Linked DNA regions of Homo sapiens: all the other regions are linked to region 1. A link is a loop called in an ENCODE intact Hi-C map of the cell type or tissue named here. Cell type or tissue: PC-9. All regions are shown on one strand.

Region 1 (5,000 bases):
AATGCTCAACATGCCCCGCTTTTAAAAGTTAAATGTAAATTTCTCTCTTGAGTGCAGATGGTGGCCAAGCAAAGTAGTTCTTTGGTCTCACAGACAGAAGGTCAGGTCATGGCTGAAAGACCAAAGAACAATTGCTGCTTTGCTACTCCAAATCATCCATGGAATGAGACACCACGACTTCTTTTCTGAAACTGTCTGTTCAATACAAAACAGTTAAAAAGAGTACCTATAAGATTTCCTCACATTCCGTCTGGGAAAAAAAAATGGTAACAAGCACATCACTTCACAACACATCACAAACATCTTGTAACTGTTCAGAGGTTTTATTCCTAAAGCTGTGACCTCCTAAAAAGGCACATCTCTATCTAAAAACATACCACTAAACGTCATTATGAAAACTACTATTGTTTCACTATTATCAGAAAACGTTTACAAATGAAAACTGCTCCTTGTAAATCCTGCAACTTTAGCCTCCATACCATCACGGATTAATTAAAATGAGATTTAATACTGCAAATACTTCTAATATTGCAAATGCTTCTAAACAAGTTATTCCTTTACAAGTGATATTATACTCCTATTGTCCCTGATCTTTTTTCCTCTAGAAAATTATAATGGAATTTTAAATAACTGAGACTCTTTCCTGATGTATTTTTGCAGTTAGTCCAAAATATTATGCTGTCAGAATGCTGTAGAATAATACGAAAGGCCAAAAGTATGCCAATATATTGATTCCTTTTTAAAAAATTACAATATATCAGGAAAGAAAAGTTATCTGTGATAAACTTAGTAGACCTAGGCCTTCAGTCCCTGACAGAAAGCATTTTCCATTCCACTATCAGGCACGCCCCCAACTGGATGCAATAAAATGTTTCATTATTTGTACATGTTAATAATTAAAAGTCTTCTGAAAATGTAAAACCCATTACAACACCAAATATAGTGGTACAAAAGCAGAATTTTACTTTGGTTGCCAGGATTTTAATTTAGTACTAAGGATTTCAGTTATGACTTGAAAAGCTTTTTGTTCTAGTCTTCATTATCACTTTCATTTTCAATACTTTTCCCAATTGTCTTTGCATCATTTGTTGTAAAGACTTCATTGGCTCAAAAGAGAAAATATGTTGGAAAATATGATGAAAAACCTCGAACTAGAAACATATTTGAAAAAAAACTTATTTGGAGCGACCTACTTCTAAATTCTAAAACAATTATTTTAAAATATTGACACTAAGAACCCAGTCTTACTATTTTAATTGAATAAACAACCTGCTTTCATTGAATACAAAGAATGAAAACCTTCAAGGTCCTGTACTGTAACATAAAAATAGAAAATCAAAAGTCAGCCTATTAGAACTGCCTCTCTAAAAACTTTATCCATGTTGTCAACTAAAATTGGAGTTATCTACTTCATCTCAATAAAGATATAACATAAAACATCTGTTCAAACTGAAATTAAAGTACGCAGCTTTTATCCACTAACATTTCTAATGTCACTGTATTTAGGCTTCATGAACAAACGTATTCATGGTTATCTTAGTTAAAACTGGTTTCACTCTGCCAACAATCAATTTGATTGACATATTTACATATCAACTCATCTCATCTTACGAATTTTAAACTTTTTCATTTAAAATTGGATTCAAGTTGGCATCTTTCAAGAACTTTATGTATGTATATTTTAGGTTCAAACTGTGCATTAGAACATTTCTTTTTACTTTTGTAAGTAATAGATACACATATCCAAATGTATATTTATGACCTGTCAGATTGGAATTTTATATGCATGCTGTTGTATTCTCACCATTCATGTGAAAGGTGATAATTTTAGGCAACTATAAAAGAAATTTTCCTAACAGTGTAAACTGGATCATCCCATTAGTTAGAAACAATACAAATAAATAAATTAGGAATAAAACAACATCAACTTGAGAAAGAATGTTACTCATATCTATAATTGCTGCAATTATGCTGTGTCCTCTCTTACCTGATCTTTAATTTCAAGATCCCTGTTAGTTTTTGCTCTGAACTCTCTGTGCTCCTTTTCTGCCTCATCCTTCTCCATGTTGGTTTTATTCAGCTGATAGCGCATTTCTCCACACACCTGTTAGATTGTAAAAAACTGGATGATTACCTGCTGGAATCTACCAGGCAATGCCTGCAATTAGATCTTTTGGTGCCCCCTAGAGGTCATATAGATAAAATACAACAAAACTTTTCTAAGAATGCCATTTTCTATTAGACTATTCAACGTAGCTTGTTAAGATTCAGAAGCAACACCAGGGATTATTGATTCTAACAACTTGAAATTACAGATAAATAAATGCATAACTAAGGAATTTAAGTAATGTGCCCAAGATTATTTTATATAACAGTTTCAATTGCATATTATCAACCAAAATGCACTATCATCTAACCTTTAAATAGGTAAAGTTAGTAGTTAAAATGTTAAGCTATGTTATTATTCATTCACATTGATACAGTTAAATATTCACTCTATATTACAAAGTTTTCTTTTAAAGACTTCATCAGTTATGCTCTTTAAAAGGAAATGTATAAAGGAATTTTTGTCTGCTGATAGATATACTATTGATATCTAGGTCTGTAATATCCAGTATTGACTGCAAGGTTTGCAGATGTCATCTTATCATACACAATATGAGGTATTCAAGTTAAGGAAGATTTTCTGGCAAAAGCCATAGACTGGAACTAAGCACACTATGCACTTATGACTGTAACATTCAATATAAAAGGAAAATATGCATTTAAATGAAATAATTGTAATACGGCACCAATAATGAACACACATAGTATCTTAAAAGTGTTGTGTATCATCCTCTATACTTAACACTAAGAACTTTGTTTTATTTATTTTTTCGAATCTAGGACTGCTACAGAAATGGAAATATATTTGAAAAGTGTAATTAGCAGATAAATCTAAACAAGCAAATTATGGGCCTTTTGAGAGAACTGAGAACCTATAGAAAGTTCAATTAATGTACAAGTCAGCTAAGTTGGCTTCTAATTTACAAATATATGGCTCTTAATATATTATCTCACCGTTATGCTTTCTTGGAACTTTTCAAGTATTTGGTATTTCTCCAAAAATAATGATTTTGGAAACTTTAGAAATCAGTTTCATCATTACTGAGGTATTAGAATAGACTAAGGTATAAAACCTATATGCATTTAAGCTGGGTATGGTAGCGCATGCCTGTAGTCCCAGTTCCTCTGGAGGCTGAGGCAGAAGGATGGCTTCAGCCCAGGAGCTCAGGACTGCAGTGTACTGTGGTAGTGTCTGTGAATAGCTACTGCACTCCAGCCTGCACAATACAACAAGATCCTGTCTCCAAACAAACAAAACAGAACCTTAAAAGTAATTTTAAAAATAAATTAATCTATGTTTAAAAGCTATAGTGACAAGACAGAAGAAAAAGTCAACAGGCTTCTCCCTAGTAGCCCTCAGAAAGCTAGAACAATAATGAAGTTATTAAAAATTCTATTGGAAGTTCAAATGCCTTCAATGTGAGAGAGTTTATTCCTCCGATTTCAAAAATTATAAATTTATAAAAACTATTAATTTTAAACCTAAATAAAAATTACAAATTCAGAGTGACAGGAAAAAAATGAGGAGCCATACTTTATTTTCTTTCTCAATTGTTCACTATTAATATTTATGTCTATGAATAAAATGGAATAAAACCCCGAACTGATAACATCAGAAGATAATAATTATACAACCATGATGTTTAAAACCCAACACCAATACAAGCTGGTTATGTAAAAACTGTTTAAGCAGCAGGTCTTATTTAAAATTATTTTATCCCTTCATTTCACTCCTACAGTTCCCTGCTTTACTACTTTCAGTTCAGCATTTGCTATGTTTATCCACAGCACTCAAATTCTATTTCAAATAAATTAACACATTAAATTGAACCAGAACTATGTTATCTCCACGTTGGAAGCAACTTCAAGGCGATTTAGTCTAATCGCTCTTCTGATGTATATGTCCTTTCAGCTAGTTCTTGAGACAGAGAACTCTCTCTCTGCTGTACTGATTTCAACAGAAAGCTGCCTCTCTATTATCAACTGAAAACTGTCTTATCATAGCTTTCACCTATAAATCTAGGTTAAGTATTCCCATCCTTCTGAACTAATTCCTTCACTTCCACCCTATCTCCACACAAAAATTTGAGCTTCTTAAACTTCTACATTAGCTAATAGGAATTTTTAAAAGCAAATGGAGAATTATAGAAACTCAAGAAAAAGGGTAAAATGGCTCCCTTTCCTAATACATGTTAAAATTAATTTTAATTACTGAATTATAGAGCAACAATGGCATTACAAATATGTCAAAATTTAGGAAAATCCATTGAAGAATAAAAGGTAATATGCAAAGAGTATTTTAAGCAAATTATCTGTGTTTTTAGTGGTAAAAAATAAATTGATTTTATTAGTTTCTTAGTTTTAAAGCAATTAACTATTGAAATCTAGATGGACTTCTAGTATTTCTTACAATATGTATCTTAATCATTGCCAGTAAAGACCATTAAACATTTTAGTTCTTGATTCACGAACCAGTGATGCCCATAGCACAGACAATGTAGTATTTTAAAGTATAAATTTAAGCACCAATAAGATCATGTAGTATTAGAATCTTTATTTTAATGACCAAGTCTGAAAAGGAAAAGGAAGTGGAAGATTTTTTATGTCAAGCACACCTTTTAAGTTGTCAATATATGTCTTTGGCAATTATTGTAAACACCAACCTTATGCTATCTACGGCAAAAACAAAGCACTCTTAATTAATTTAGAAAAATGAGGTTTATCAAATATTCAATAATTAAAGTAATATAACTCTTATTTATTTGTAAGTCTGTCTCTGCCACTTAACCCTTAAGCTCTTCAAGGCCATGACTGGTGTCTAATTCATCCTTGCACATGCAATACCCACTGAGGGGCTGCATGTAGTAACTGAATGTTTGCTGAGTAACCATTAG
Region 2 (5,000 bases), 610 kb before region 1:
TTCAAGCATGAGTGGAGCTGTATCATGGCACCCTGACTTTCAGCAAGGGACTTCTTTAGTGATGCTGATGAGGAGGACAGCGCATGCACACAGAATTCAGGACACAGGACGACTCCAGGCAGGGCCATTGATTCCTCCTGGGACCCATCCACCAGTGTTTGTGGGGTGCCAGTTGTCTTCCTCTCAGAGGCAAGACTGCGGCCCCCCCAGGTGCTGTTCTCCACGCCATCTGGAGCTTTCCCTGCATCCTGTAAGGTGCATTCCATGGCCAGGGAAGAGAGAAGACTTGCAGCTGCTTCTGTTTCCATAGCTGGTCACTCCATTCCTGAAGTTGCACCTCCACCTTGCTGATGAGGACGGAATACGATGAATACGTCAAGGACAGAGCTCACCTAAGTATCATAATTCCGGTGCCAATTTCTTTCAAAGGGGCACTCATCTGCTTCTAAAAAAAGACTTGCCGTGGATTACAACAGACATTGCCCACCTCAGGCCCTCCACTTCCAGCCAGCTGCTCCTGCGTCTGCTTTGTGCCATCCCTGAACTCAGCGCTTCTCCGAGGCCTTGTTGGCTGCGTCTCAGACTAGGTTCAGCCAGAGACGGCAGAGACTGCGCTTGGTGGCCCCATCGCCCTCCCCTCGGCCGGCACAGTGTCCTTTCATTGCTTTCGTCAGCGTGTCCTCGTCATCCACCATGTCTCAACAGGCTGGAGACCGAGCACTGGGTATTTACAGGTGAATAAGACAGGGCTTCTGGTTGAGGGGTTTTAATCAGGCTGGGGAGACATAAGATAATGACCATAGAAGCTCGTGAGAATTTTAACAGAGGGAGGAATTCAAGCTGCCTGGGGGAGGTGGGGAAGATTGCTGCTCAAGCCATGTGGTGGGGAAGCACCAGGCCTTCCCATTTCAGGCAAACTAGACAGTGTGTGCTTTTTATTTCAGGGAATTGTAAGCTTGATGAGCTTGATATGGTGATTGATGAGATATGCAGAGTATCAGAGGGAAGAATCATCAACTTAGAGGTTTCTAGCTGGCAAACATTAGTGCCATTCACTAATAAAGGAAATTCTTAGCAATTGGATTTGGGGCAGGACAGATGAGCCATTTATTCATTTATCTTTCAAAAATATTTCGTTTTTTGTTTGTTTGTTTGAGACAGAGTTTCACTCTTGTCGTCCAGGCTGGAGTGCAGTGGCGCCATCTCAGCTCAATGCAACTTCCACCTCCCAGGTTCAAGCGATTCTCCTGCCTCAACCTCCGGAGTAGCTGGGATTACAGGGGCCCGCCACCATGCCCAGCTAATTTTTTTGTATCAAAAATATTTCTTTAGCACCTGCTGAACTGTGCTAGTTTGGGACATATTGGTTTTGAGTACCATCAGAGTACCGAGGTGAAATGTTAGTTTAACTCATCTTAAACATGAATCAAGCTCAAAAGGGCAATAGGGACGGAGATATCCATTAAGAAGTCATCAAGGCCAGACACGGCGGCTCACGTATGGAATCCCAGCACTTTGGGAGGCCGAGGAGGGCGAGTCACTTGAGCTCAGGAGTTAGAGACCAGCCTGGGCAACATGGTGAAACTCCATCTCTGCTAAAAATACAAAAATTAGCCAGGCGTGGTGGTGCATGCCTGTGGTCCCAGCTACTCAGGTGGCTGAGGCGGGAGGATTGCTTGAGCCTGGGAGGTCAAGACTGAAGTAAGCGAAGATTTTGCCACCGCACTCCAGCCTGGGCGGGAAAACAAAACAAAACAAAAAAAGTAATCAGTGTTTTTCCCAGGAACAAATTCTGCTTCTTCGAACCCTATTTTCTGTTTTGACCATATCCTTTCTGTGGACACATGGTCTCTCTAGCTGGGCTACTGAATATTTATTTAGCATAGTTAGTCACAGAGTGGCCCCTGTTCTGTGGGTCTGGGAGAAAGCCTGCATCTTCCTACGATTCAACTTGATGTTCTGAGTTTTGGAGGTATCCCTTCCATCCCAGCCTATACTCTCCAAATTCATTCTGGAATTTTTTTTAAAGAAGCATCTGAGTACAAGACTGAGACTTAAATAACTATATAATGCTTAGGAATCTCCTATATAAAAAGATCAAACTGTACAGAGGAGTTTATTTTCTTATCACCTGCTATAAGATTATTCATTGCTGTTTTATGGCCGGTATGTTTATCTGGTTTGATAATGGCTATTTTGGCAAAATAAAATAAAATAAATAAAATGTGGTTGTCATCTAGATCTTAGGCAAAACATATGAATTATTTCAATGATGAGACAAGATACCACCAGGCATCATGAGACAGCCTATCCGGATTGCGGGGAAGGCTCTTGCAGGGAGAAGGGGAGGCAAAAGAAATCTCCTGACTACTGAAACTTGCAAATCACAAATTATAAAACAATAAAATCATATCAAATGCCACCACCTTCTTTATGGAACCCATTAAACCATGGTCAAAACAAGGGGCTACATTTCTTGAAGATAAACAAGGCAGCCTGTGTTGTCATCACTTAATTGAACTCAAATCCTTCATTGGTATCCCAAGATGATCAGATACCTTGTAATGGAAATTCCCCAGTTATTAACAGTACAGGAGCACTATTGTGAGCCTAAGTTCTCAACTTGGGTAACAAACAGCATTGCAATCCTCCCTGACTCATCCCTCGGGCTGTTTCACTAGGGCCCAGTAAACTGAGACTTTGGCTCTTGGCCGCTAGCATTCCTCTGGGATTCTGTGTGTCCCACAAGACAAGAAGTCATTTGTAAGATCCAACATGCCTAGCTCAGAAATAAGCACGGGTGTTCACAAACCCTTCAAAAGGTAAACACTGTATTAGGGACCCAATATCTAATAGGTGAATTTAGGGGAAGGAAAGTGTGTTTGTTTCCTAGGTCTGCCACAATAAATGTGCCACTAACTGAGTGGTTTAAAACAAAAGATATTTGGCTGGGCGCCATGGCTCACGCCTGTAATCCCAGCACTTTGGGAGGCCAAGGCAGGTGGATCGTGAGGTCAGGAGTTCAAGAGCAGCCTAGCCAACATAGTGAAACCCCGTCTCTACTAAAAATACAAAAATTAGCTGTGCATGGTTGCACGTGCCTGTAATCCCAGCTACTCGGGAGGCTGAGGCAGGAGAATCGCTTGAACCCTGGAGGTGGAGGTTGCAGTGAGCTGAGATCAGCCGTTGCACTCCAGCCTGGGCAACAGAATGAGACTCCATCTCAAAAACAAAACAAAACAAAAACAAAAACAAAAACAAAAAAAAAACAAAAAACCTCACACACCAGATATTTAACCTCTCACAATTCTGGAAGATTAAAGTCCTAATTCATAACCTGCAGGTGTCTGCTGGGCCACGCTTGTTCCAAAGGCTCCAGGGGAGGAGACTTCCTTGCCATCCTAGCTTCTGGTGATTGCCCGCAATCTTTGGCATTCCTTGGTTTGTGGCCTTGTGTGTCTGTGTCCCTATGTCCAAATTGCCTTCTTCTTATAAGAACACCAGTCATTGGATTAGTGCCTACCTTAATCCAAGACAACCTCATTTTAACTTTATTTAACTTTCAAAGATCCTGTTTTAAAATAAGGTCACATTCACAGGTATCAGGGGTTAGGACTTAAATCTTTTTGGGGGGACACATTTCAACCCACAATAGAAGGGAACTGCAGGTTTTTAGCCTTTGTTCTTTGTCACAAAAGACATAAAAAATTTTATTTTTTACAAATCCTGGAGGCTGCAAATTTTAAGAAAAAAACAGTTTCAAAGTTATGTGAAGCAGAGAGGTATTTTACCATAATTTTAAAATGCATTCTAAATAATTTTAAAAATCCACAAATTTGAAAATGTTATTAGCATTATTAAATTTTATTTTGAACTTTTAACATGTGAGTAAAACATGCTAATAGGACTGATGAAGACGTACAGAGACAGAACCCCGATAGGGTGGCAGTTGTGGGGATCACTGTGCAGACATGCAAGCGGAAGTAAAAAGAATTCTTTGAGCCCCCAAAGATTAGGAATTGGCAGTAATGCTTTTAGCACCTCCATATCCTATCAGTCATTTTAAACATCTAAGATTCCCATTGCAGAAACATGGCACATAGAGTCAGGAAACAAAGGTTATATAGATATTTGCAACCTGTAACTGTCCTAGGATCGATCACAAGAAATTCAGTAGGTGCCTCACATAACTAAGCACTGATCATTGATACTAAGACCAGATATGTGATCTAAATTAGCAAAGACACACTCCATGCTGCTTTGAAAATAATCACCATAGATGTTATGCTTTTTCTTGATCATCTCTTTCAGCAACACCAAATTGCTCTATCACCCTTCAATTCAGATCTCCACAGTAACAAGTTTTTAAAGCAATTTGCAGCATTTCACTTTCTGTGGGCCAAACCCTGCCTGGACAGTCCCTTTTATAATCATGACTTTCTCATGGAGCTAAACAGGTGAGGATCAGCCCCAGGATACTAGAATCTGGAACAAATGGATTTATAGCCACTCTAAAATTGCAGGTAGGCTCTGTCACTCCCACTAATATCTACAAGTCATTGCAAATGGAAAGGACAGCAGGACTGGCCAAATCTATCTTTGGCTTTCTAAAGTCAGTCTCACTGTGCACTGCTCTCTACCAGAGTAAGACTCAAGAATAAATGATTTTAGTGAATGAGTTTTTAAAAATAAATTAATGAATTAACAATTTAAAAAGAGTAAGTGAGCAGCCATTTTTTTCTGCCATTCATCTGAGCTCCTGTGAAATAGTTCCAAGCAAGATTCTGCCCAGTTAAGAGGAGGAAGAGACCTCAGAGGTTGTCTGGACAGGCCAGGTGTGGTGGTTGACACCGGTAATCCCAGCACTTTGGAAGGCCGAGGTGGGAGGATCACCTGAGGTCAGGAGTTCGAGACCAGCCTGGCCAACATAGTGAAACCCTGTCTCTACAAAAATATAAAAATTAGCTGGGCATGACGGCAGGTGCCTGCAATCCTGGCTC
Region 3 (5,000 bases), 380 kb before region 1:
CTATAACAAAATACAGAGTAATAAGAGAAAAGCATAACAAATCTGTTTAATTATAGTTTTACATGACACAGGAGCCTTCAGAGTGAAGACCCCAAACATATGGGACAACTATCCATTTTTCAGTGCTTAGGTTCAGTGAAAAATGGACAGCTATGTAGAAATAGGACTGGACAAAAAGGTTATGATCTAATATTAATAGACTGCATATAAAAACTCACCAAGACCTGTCTGTTCAGATTCTTCTTGGCCTCTCTCTTGTAATGTTTCTTCCTCCCAGGTATGGGACAGGACCCCTCTGATGAGGGTCTTATGACCTATATTATTGGGACAAGGGTAGGTCAGAGAATTTCTAGACAGAATTTCTGTCTAGGCCAGTTCCTAGACAGAAAGGTGAGGGGAAGGTTAGAGTAGTAATTGTAGTTTTTATGGCTGGCTTTGGAGAAGAGAGATCTAGTCTTTATTATCTGCTTTGGTGAGGAGGAATTCTGGTGTCTGTACTTGCTTTGGGGGAGAATGAGGGGCAAGAGACAGGAGGGCAGGAGAAGATGAGAGAGATCCAGGTTCTGAGGCTGCTTCTGATACCTTCCAGTGCAAAGTACTTTGTGTGCTGAAGTGCCATATTTTGGAGTATTGTTTTCTGAGCTCCAGCATTAGCCCTATTTGCCAGTAGAATATGGTGTGGCAAGTACTTTAAAAGAATGCTTTACATGCTTATTTTCTCAAGAGTATATACCGTGAGCTTTTCGGAATAGTTGGACCATCTGGGAATACGTAAAAAATAAAAGGAAAAGGACAAGAGATTATTGCATTTTGATTGGCTCCAAATTGTATTAACCCTTAATATTTATCTACTTTATAATTTTAAGATACTAATATTTGAGGAGATCTCTTTATTCGAATTACTGGTTTAAGATAATATTATGATATTAACAAGTCTCTTTTTTTCTCCTCACATCTTTTAGACCAGAGCAGACAGGCCAAGTCAGGCTGAGATCCTATTTATGATAAAAATCATAGAACTCTATGTAGTATTGATAAAACACATGAAGATTATATTATACTTAGCTTTTAATTATATTTTGACATTTGCTCATGTTTGATTTAGAACTTTTTTTTTTTTTTTTTTTTTTACTATGTCTTTTGGTCTCATCAAAAAGATTTTAAGATCCTTTTTATTTTGGCAAAAATATATGTAACATGAAATTTACCATTTTAACCATTTTTAACCATTTTTATTTTTATTTTATTTTTAATTTTTTTTGAGTTTGAGTTTTGTTCTTGTTGCCCAGGCTGGAGTGCAATGGCACGGTCTTGGCTCACTGCACCCTCACCTCCTGGGTTCAAGTGATTCTCCTGCCTCAGCCTCCCGAGTTGCTGGGATTACAGGCATGTGCCACCATTCTCCGGGCAATTTTGTATTTTTAGTAGAGATGGGGTCAGGCTGGTCTTGACCTCCTGATCTCAGGTGATCTGCCCACCACAGCCTTCCAGAGTGCTGGGATTACAGGTGTGAGGCACCGCGCCCGGCCACCATTTTTAGATATACAGTTGCTTTCATTTCTTATGTCTCTCTCTTAACACCAAGGTTATTAAGTAAGTATTTAAGAACATACAAGAGATGTTCAGTGTAGCAGAGATTGGCCAAATCCGTTTGCGCGTAATACACCTACTCTGCCCTAGCACCAATCTAGACTGTTTTTTGCAGCTGTCTTGGAGTTAGGTGTGGCCATACGACTGAGTTCTGGCCACTCACATGTGAGCAGAATTAACGCATGCCTCCTCTAGGCTTGGGTCATGAACATCTGTGTTCAGTGTTCTTTCTCTCTTCCCTTCTGATGGCAGTCATGAAACCAAGGAGATGGAAGAGCCTCTAAAAGGGAGGATTCTAGGTCCTTCAGTCACTGCCATTGAAAGGAAACATTGTTTTGACCTTACATGAGCCAGAAACAAAACTTTCATTGTAGTAAAGCACTAAGTTGTCATGATTTACCTCTCTCAGCAGCCAGCATTACCTTCACTGATACACTCAACAGTGATTTGAGTATGTAATTTAGTTTACTCAAAATATACTTCTCATTTCTTAGCAATTGGAATTGGTAGTCAGGAAAACTAAAGTTGAACTGAGGAGTGAGAAATTGGGGTGTGACTCCAGTTGGAGGAAGACTTGGTGTGGAACTCGATGAGATGAATAAAAGATAGAACAATTTGGAATGTTTTGTTAGGGAATTGATACAAAAAACTTAAAGTTAGCAGAGAGTTATGTGAATAAATTAGAGTAATTTTGGGAGTTGTAGGAGTAGGGGGGCATTATGAAATAAGAAAAGTCTCTGAGAGTTGGGATAGGATTTAAACACTATCGGTTTTTTTAAAAAGGAATTTTGCCACATTCCACATGCAGCTTGCAAATGTTTTTGCAATGACTGTCTTGACATATGTGATACTCAGAAAAAGGTGGAATGTTTAAATGAATAGAACTGCATACCTTATATATCTTGTTTGCTGGGAGTTAGATTCATTACTTGAATAATTTCCCTAATGAGTCATTCCCTTAGGGGAATTATCCCTAAGGGAATTATCCCCTTAGGGAATGACTTATCCCATGAAAATAATTGGATTATGGCTTGTTTTGTGCATATATGAAATCCAGTTTGTTGGACTTCTACAACACCTAAATATAGGTGAAATTTACCTTGTGTTTTGGACATGCAAAATATTGGATAGAATATTTAAAAAGAAAAAATTCATCAATTCATTTTGCTAGCATTTACTCTTCATAATTGAAGCTGAGGCTGGGTGCGGTGGCTCATGCCTGTAATCCCAGCACTTTGGGAGGCCGAGGCGGGCAGATCACGAGGTCAGGAGATCGAGACCATCCTGGCTAACACGGTGAAACCCCGTCTCTACTGAAAAAAAAAATACAAAAAAGAAAATTATCCAGGCGTGGTGGTGAGGGCCTGTAATCCCAGCTGTAAGGGTAGCAGCCTCGGGAGGCTGAGGCAGGAGAATCACTTGAATCCAGGAGGCAGAGATCGCAGTGAGCCAAGATCATGCCACTGCACTCCAGCCTTGGCGACAGAGAGAGACTGTCTGAAAAAAAACAAAACAAAACAGTAGATAGGTAAAATGTTTGTGGCTTTAGATAGCTTTTTTTTAAAAAAAACTTTAAAGTGAAGATTTAATAATTATAAATTAAAAATACACTACATGACTCACTTGATGTTTCCAATTTTCATCTCCTATGTAAGTAACGATACAGAGAATGCATACAATCGTTGGCTTGTGGACATCCATGTCCCCAGTTGTGTGTATGTTGGAAATGGTTATAAGACATGGGGATTTTCTTACCTCCTGTTCATAATTGCTTCAGCTACAGATCAGATTCCCTTCTAAACAAATGGTAAGAGACCACCTCAGCTGAGCCTTGGGTGGTGTTTTAGGAGCAATTGCTACTCTACTTGAAAAGGAAAGGTCCTCTGTTTTCTTATGCATAGCATCCAATGTAAAATGAATGTAGCTCTCTTCTTTGACCTTACTCTTATTTGCATACTTTAATGGGTGTAATCATAGAAATGTTGCATATTCAGCATAACTGGATTCTAACTTATAATTTATTTTAAAAATAAAAGTACTGTTAAAAGGAATTTGAGATTCCAGGATTTCTTACAAGTATAATGTACAATGTATGTTTTATGATCGAAATTAGCTGGACTTGAAGTCAAAAGAACTAGTTCAATAACATGTGTCTTAACTTGAAATCTTGGTTTCCTAATCTGTAAAATCACCAATATACTAGAATCTTGGTGTTAAAAGTAACCTATGGGGCAGTTTGATACCACCTTTAACTCAGAACTCAAATTTCTTTTATAACATCTTTGATATGTGGCCGTCCAATGATAGGGTGCTCAGTGTCTCATTCTTTAATCAGGTGCTTATAGCTTTGAAACTCTTGAGCATAGAATACTGATGGTAATATTAATATCTGACTTGTCTCTCATATGAAGTAAGGAGAATGAAAGCAAATATTAAAGTAGCAAGTAGTAGTTATACAGTGCTTTTTTAACTAATGACATGTGGGAACTAGTTACCATTTGTATTAATAATTTTTTAAAATGATAAACTAAATTTTAAATCTCTGACAATGACCATTGGAACCCAGCCTGTTTATCAGGTGGAGTCTGCCAGTGCTTCCAGTATTTTTGATACTACCTAGTCCTTGAAAATTAAAAATCTTGACCCACAATTTAAAAGCCACTGGGTATGACTCTTGGGAAGACATTTCGATTACCTAGTATACTAAAAGACTTTAATACAAATTGAAATTATATGGAAGTTACTTAAACATTTCTAAAGTAACACTAAACCACATTCTTTAATGTATTATGTGTCATGGGTAGCATTGCCTGGAAGAGGTAGCAGCAAGCTGAGTTTATGAAGGAAAAAAACTTCTGAGTGAGCTAAGGAGCTGGTGGGTAGAGTGTGGAAGATGGAGCAGACAGACTGAGATCCATCCAGGCCTGGGAGGGGAATGGGAGAGAGACCAGGGACAGAAGCCAGACTTGACACAATCCCTGAAGAAGATAAAAGAAAGTGATTTAATCACCTTCCAGATCTTACTTGCAAAAGGGCTACCTGTATTCTTTGGATGAAGTGTTAGTATTATTAGAATGACCCATTTTTACTTGTGTTAGCTTCAGTGGATCTTTGTTCCTTGTAACTGAAAGAGTTCTAATAGAGCACTAAGGTTAAAGACAAGTATCAGGGGTAAATATTTGGCTGAGGCCTGCTTCTGAATACTATTCTAGACATGACCTCTCCTCTTTTCGTTCTTTTTTCCACAACATCATTATAAAATATGAAGTAATCCTTTTTAATTTCTTGTCTTTCTGAATTTAAAATTCTATGTTAGGTATTCTCATTGCTTGATTTGTGTTTATTATAGAAATGAAGAGTTTGTTTTAAACTATGCATTACTCGAATTTCTGCTGAGGAAGTCCATATCC
Region 4 (5,000 bases), 410 kb before region 1:
TGGTCCTAGATAGTTGTAGGCTCCAGTGCTGAAGTTCCTGGAGGATAATCCAACCTCCCTAAACTCTCTTGATACCGAAGAACTCACCTGGAATAGCTACAGCCTACTTTTCTGTCCCCCTCCCCACCTTCCCTGCAAGCTCTCTTCCCCTGTGGGCTGGGTCCTGTTTCAGCTCTTCCATGCATGTCTCAGGAACTGTTCCTGTAGACAAAGGTCCATTCAGCACTAGAATGCTTTTTCCAGGCTGCATTTCTAAATCTGAGTCCCTGTGTATCTTCCAGATCAAAGTGCCCCTCTCCCCACAACAATGGACTAGATTTGCCAGGGCCTCATAGCAGAATATCCTGTCTGACTCTCTCTTCACTAGACTAAGGAGAAAAAATAACAAAACAAAAATGAAGAATTTATTTTAAAAGATGAATATAGCATTCCCCCCTCCCCTAAAAAGAAATGAGCAACTATTACTTACACAAAATGTAGATACAACTGTATTCCTTGTAGGATTACTTATTAAAGCTTTCTTGATACGTAAATCTAAATCCAAGCGTTTGGCATGAATGTCTGCTTCATTTATCATTGCCTTGGATATGCTTTAAAGAGTCTGTCACAGCTGGTCTACAAATGGATTTTTGCACACACCAAAACTTGCCTTGTGGCAAATGTTTTATAAAAGTTGTATAGAGGCTTCAAATATTGTTCTTCATGATTCTTTGCTGCTAATTTTCCAGAAGTCCTTCTCTTTCAGAGTCTTTTTTTTTTTGAGAAGCATTTAAGAAAATTATGTTGAGTTTGGTGTAAATTAGAGTTGTGACAAATTATAGAGCAGTTTTCACAAGTAAAATTGGGCCAGTTAGCTCAGAATTAGAAAATTAATCTTTTTCCAAAGCATTATCTCACTTTCTGTGTGTTTGTAGTGTTTATAGACTGATAGTATCAGTACCAACAGCTAAAACAAAAGTCAGTTTTTTTTCTTTTAAAAAACATTATTTCTTTTTAATGAACAGTTATTGAAGTATTGGCCTTAATTGGCTAGGTGTGGTGGCTCATACCTGTAATCCCAGCACTTTGGGAGGCCGAGGCGGGCAGATCACCGGAGGTCAGGAGTTTGAGGTCAGCCTGGCCAACACAGTGAAACTCCGTCTCTACTAAAAATACCAAAATTAGCCAGGTGTGATGGCAGGCACCTGTAGTCCCAGCTACTCGAGAAGCTGAAGCAGGAGAATCACTTGAACCCAGGAGGCAGAGTTTGCAGTGAACTGAGATTGTGCCACTGCACTCCAGCCTGGGCGACAAAGGGAGACTCTGTCTCAAAAAAAAAAAAAAAAGATTAGCCTTAATCAACAAGCATTTACTAATAACTTACCGGTAAAGAGTAGTATATTCAGATTTAAAACATTTTGAAGAAATGCCCAGAAGTGGAGGACAAAGGCATTGAGCTTGCTGTCCTTGTAAAATACCGTGTGTGCGTGCGTGCGTGTGTGTGTGTGTGTGTGTGTGTGTATACGTGCATGCATGTGAGAGGGGAGAGAAGGTGGGAGAAGGAGGCATACAGTAGTTGCAAGTTAACATAATAGAGAATTTTTAAAACCTTAGGACACATCTAAAGATGATACAAAATGTATGTTAATGCAAGATAAAATTTGGTTTATTAGGGACAGTGAATTATGATTTGAAATAATTGGGGCAAATTTAACCAAGTAGGGTTAAAGCATTACTTTGAAGGAAAGGAGGGTATTAAGCAGTACATAATTTTGAGCTAAATTCATAGGCAAATCAATTTCTATTTAGAAACTGAAGCACTTTCTTTATAAAAGCATGACTTCGCCTCTTTATTTGCTCAAGTATATATGAGGCCATATTGCATTTAGCCTATATGAGAAGGAGAAGAAAGCAGAGAAGGAGTTATGAGGGAGATTGGAAGAGAATAAAAAGATCACTTCACTTTAGATGCCAAGCAAGAGCAATTATTACAGCATTATTTCAGGATTCAAGGACAACAAGGCCTGTAAAGAGGCCACTGATAACCTCATTGGTGACTTTGTGGAGATCAGTAGTAGTGATGGTAAATAGCAAATTGGCAGGAGTTGAAGAGTGAATGGATACTGAAGAAATGGAGACAGTAATCATAGATTTTTCTTCTGAGTTATTTTTTGATAAAAGGAAAGAAAATAGATTACAGCAAGCCAAAGAAAGATGATTTTTGGATGGGATGTTTTGAGCATATTCATAGGTTGAAGGAATGGAGTCAAAATACAGAGGGAAATTCAGAAAGATCCAAGAGAGAGATTCATCATTTGACATAATCAAATCTTAGATGACAGTAAAGATGGGACACAAGAAAGAGGGGTTAGTTCTTGAAAACTAGAATGTATATGACTTCCTTTGTTATAAGTAAAGGGGGTATTCTGAATGTTTGAAGTAGAGAGCTGGGAAGTTGAAGTTATTCACGTTTAATGGTTTCCCTGCTTTCTAGGAAGTAGGGATATTATAAAATGAGAAAGATGGGGTTGGGGGAGAGGGGTTTGAAGAGGGATAAAGAAGATGTGGCATGATTCCTTTAGAAAACAATCATGATCAAGTCAACTAGAGATGAATGAAATAATTTCCCAGGTTTGCATGAATTATGATAGATTTATTTGGTTTAGTTTCGTGATTTAGTATAGCAGTACTCAGAAGAGTTCCACATAAAATGGATTATATCATATACCTAGGATGGAGACTGATAAGATGTGTATAATGAAAGAAAAAGTGGATTAGAAAAATATAGAATGATCAGGGATTCCATAGAATGAGACAAGTAGAAGGGAACTTTTCAACTGAGAAAATAGGGAGAGAATGAAGGACTAGAAGTGGTAAGGAAAAGGAAGGAGGAAGTTCAGTAGAACTGAGGAAATTATAATATTAGCTTAAAATATTAAAGTATTCATGCAACAGTGTGTGAGGGCCTGCCATATGCTAGGTACTGTTCATTTGTATTTACAACAGATGAAGTACCAAGTAGTACTTCAATGGAGTTGCCACTAGATGTCACTCTGATTCGTATGGTAAGGCTAACCTTGACACGTACTCAAGATTGGGGCTTTGAAAGTCAGACCTGTATAAACAGGCAATTTTTAATAGCCTATGCAGATCAATTATTATCCAGAAATCTTATTCATATAACTAAACTACTTTTGAGAGAATATTCTCATGAGAACAAAACCTCTCAAATTTGAAAACTTCAAGTTATTAATACTGTGTTTGCATTATTGATTTATTTTTATTATCTTAATCACACTAAATAGTATTTCTCAGTGAACTTTAACATTTTCTGAAATTCTACATTAAAGTTTGTGAATTTATTTTCTTTATATTGTTTTATTTACTTATCTGCTGAATTGGTTCTGGTTTTATAGGGACTAATGAATTTTTATAAGCACTAATAAAGCTGCTTCTTTCTAAGTGGTGAAGATTGTGCATGTGAACACCAAAGTTGTGAGTATAGTTTTACACTGTGTGGCCTTCCTATCAACTAGAAGGAAGAACACTGTCTATCCAACTCTTGTTTTTTTTTTTAAGTCCCATTCTTGTTTTCTGTTCAATCAGTATAGCTTTGCCTCTTTATCTTCATGTTGAAATAAAGGGTCATGTTTAGAAAGCTTGTCAGAATTCCTGCCTATCCACAATTTTTTACAACTTGGTTCTTTCAAAACTCTGAACAATTTTGGATAGCTATGCAATATAAATATTAAAACACAAAAAACCAGACACACCAGCAAACCATGTTGATTTCCACTGAATCATATAAACAATACCCAGGCATGCTATATGTTTTAAAAGATATATTTATGTTTGTGTATCTTTTAATTTTTTCTTCATTTGACAGGGGAAAGATGTGAGATTATACAGCATTGCTAGAACCGTTGGGCCTTAGTATAAAACAATTTACAGGTCATTATGGTTGAAAAAGCATAGCATCACATTTTTTGCATGTGCTATGCCTAGGTATATTTCAGTGCTTGCTTCAGACATCGTTTCATTACTGACTCTTACCGATCCTTGTTATTCATTATGGTGTTAAGTAATTTTTAGCCATGTTTGCAAGAAACCTATACTATGTCTTAAGTGAACTGTCTTACATTTATCCCTTTTGATTTTTTTTGTGTTTATGGATAAAGTCAGTTTACAATAAGTTTAATGTGGTTTTCTATGGTAATTCCCAATGTGATACTAAGAGTTTCATTTGCAAAGGTACCTATTTACTAAGCATGTTGTTAGGTGACATTTTGGTCTGTTCATTGAAGATATCTCCCTTTAATCTCTTCATTGTGTCTTGGGAAAGAAGTCATTTTGCTTTGGACAAGTGAACGTGAACATGCTGCATTTACTGGGCTGTACTGGGTAGAATACAAGTACAAGAGAGAAGGTCAGTTACAACTTAGCAGCAATGGCAATGTAATTTTACTTTCCCCAAATTTTGTTGAAGCAGTCATTAAGAATTACACTCTATAATAAAAAAAGCATGAAAATATGATGCAGAAATCTCCGTTAATGAAATTCCTCTTGAAATTATCCTCTAATTCCCTTTTAATTCTCAAATTCACTTTGCCGTATAACTTTCAAAATGAAACTTCTGACATTTTTGTTTGTTCTTGGAAAAAGTGTTCATTTCTTTGCAGTTTTACGGTGAAAATAATATCCTATATTTCTTTTTAGGAATATATTCCTTTGTTGTGCTAGGAACAGTAAGTTTATTTAGATAATAGCCATCTACACTCTCTATCTCTAATCCCCAAAGGCCTTAACCTCCATTAGGAATAAATGTAGATTTTTGTTTGCTTGAAATAGCTTCCTGGGCATGTAAAAACCCCTTTGACATCATTATTTAGGGGCTCCCATCCTCCCAATGGAATCACAGCCTAATACAAAAACTTTGCAGCTGGTGAGCTCCCAAAGCCCCTTTTGATGATTGTTGTTAAACTCAGCATGGCAGCTTGCAGTTGTTCCTTTCCTGTACTGCC

The links. Peaks named below come from ENCODE experiments on the same cell type or tissue, not always from the same donor. Only the 100,000 strongest peaks of a DNase experiment are listed, where the experiment ranks them.
Region 2: a loop joins it to region 1, with 4 times the contacts of the local background. A loop is called at or near these places in 18 of 110 quality-filtered maps.
Region 3: it touches region 1 in a loop (2.9-fold over the local background); 10 of 110 quality-filtered maps call a loop at or near these places.
Region 4: it touches region 1 in a loop (10-fold over the local background); 73 of 110 quality-filtered maps call a loop at or near these places.

Annotation. Positions count from the first base shown.
Region 1 is chr1:243,341,319-243,346,318 of GRCh38, reverse strand. It overlaps SDCCAG8 (SHH signaling and ciliogenesis regulator SDCCAG8), which reads right to left. Exons shown (of 18, transcript NM_006642.5): 12 at 1,988-2,104. MIR4677 (microRNA 4677) reads right to left here and starts at 143; the gene lies at 64-143. In PC-9, CTCF peaks have their summits at 1,968 and 2,169 (motif pointing left); a DNase peak (open chromatin) is centred at 2,178.
Region 2 is chr1:243,948,073-243,953,072 of GRCh38, reverse strand. All of the region lies in intron 1 of LINC02774 (long intergenic non-protein coding RNA 2774), which reads right to left. Among named protein-coding and RNA genes, the nearest start is that of LINC02774, 33 kb to the right of the region's middle. In PC-9, no CTCF peak of the experiment used is centred here; a DNase peak (open chromatin) is centred at 2,662; H3K27ac peaks cover 1,016 bases.
Region 3 is chr1:243,716,560-243,721,559 of GRCh38, reverse strand. All of the region lies in intron 2 of AKT3 (AKT serine/threonine kinase 3), which reads left to right. Among named protein-coding and RNA genes, the nearest start is that of AKT3-IT1, 75 kb to the left of the region's middle. In PC-9, no CTCF peak of the experiment used is centred here; a DNase peak (open chromatin) is centred at 2,489; H3K27ac peaks cover 2,191 bases.
Region 4 is chr1:243,746,909-243,751,908 of GRCh38, reverse strand. The region is part of intron 2 of AKT3 (AKT serine/threonine kinase 3); the gene reads left to right. Among named protein-coding and RNA genes, the nearest start is that of AKT3-IT1, 45 kb to the left of the region's middle. In PC-9, a CTCF peak has its summit at 3,045 (motif pointing right); a DNase peak (open chromatin) is centred at 2,998; H3K27ac peaks cover 1,104 bases.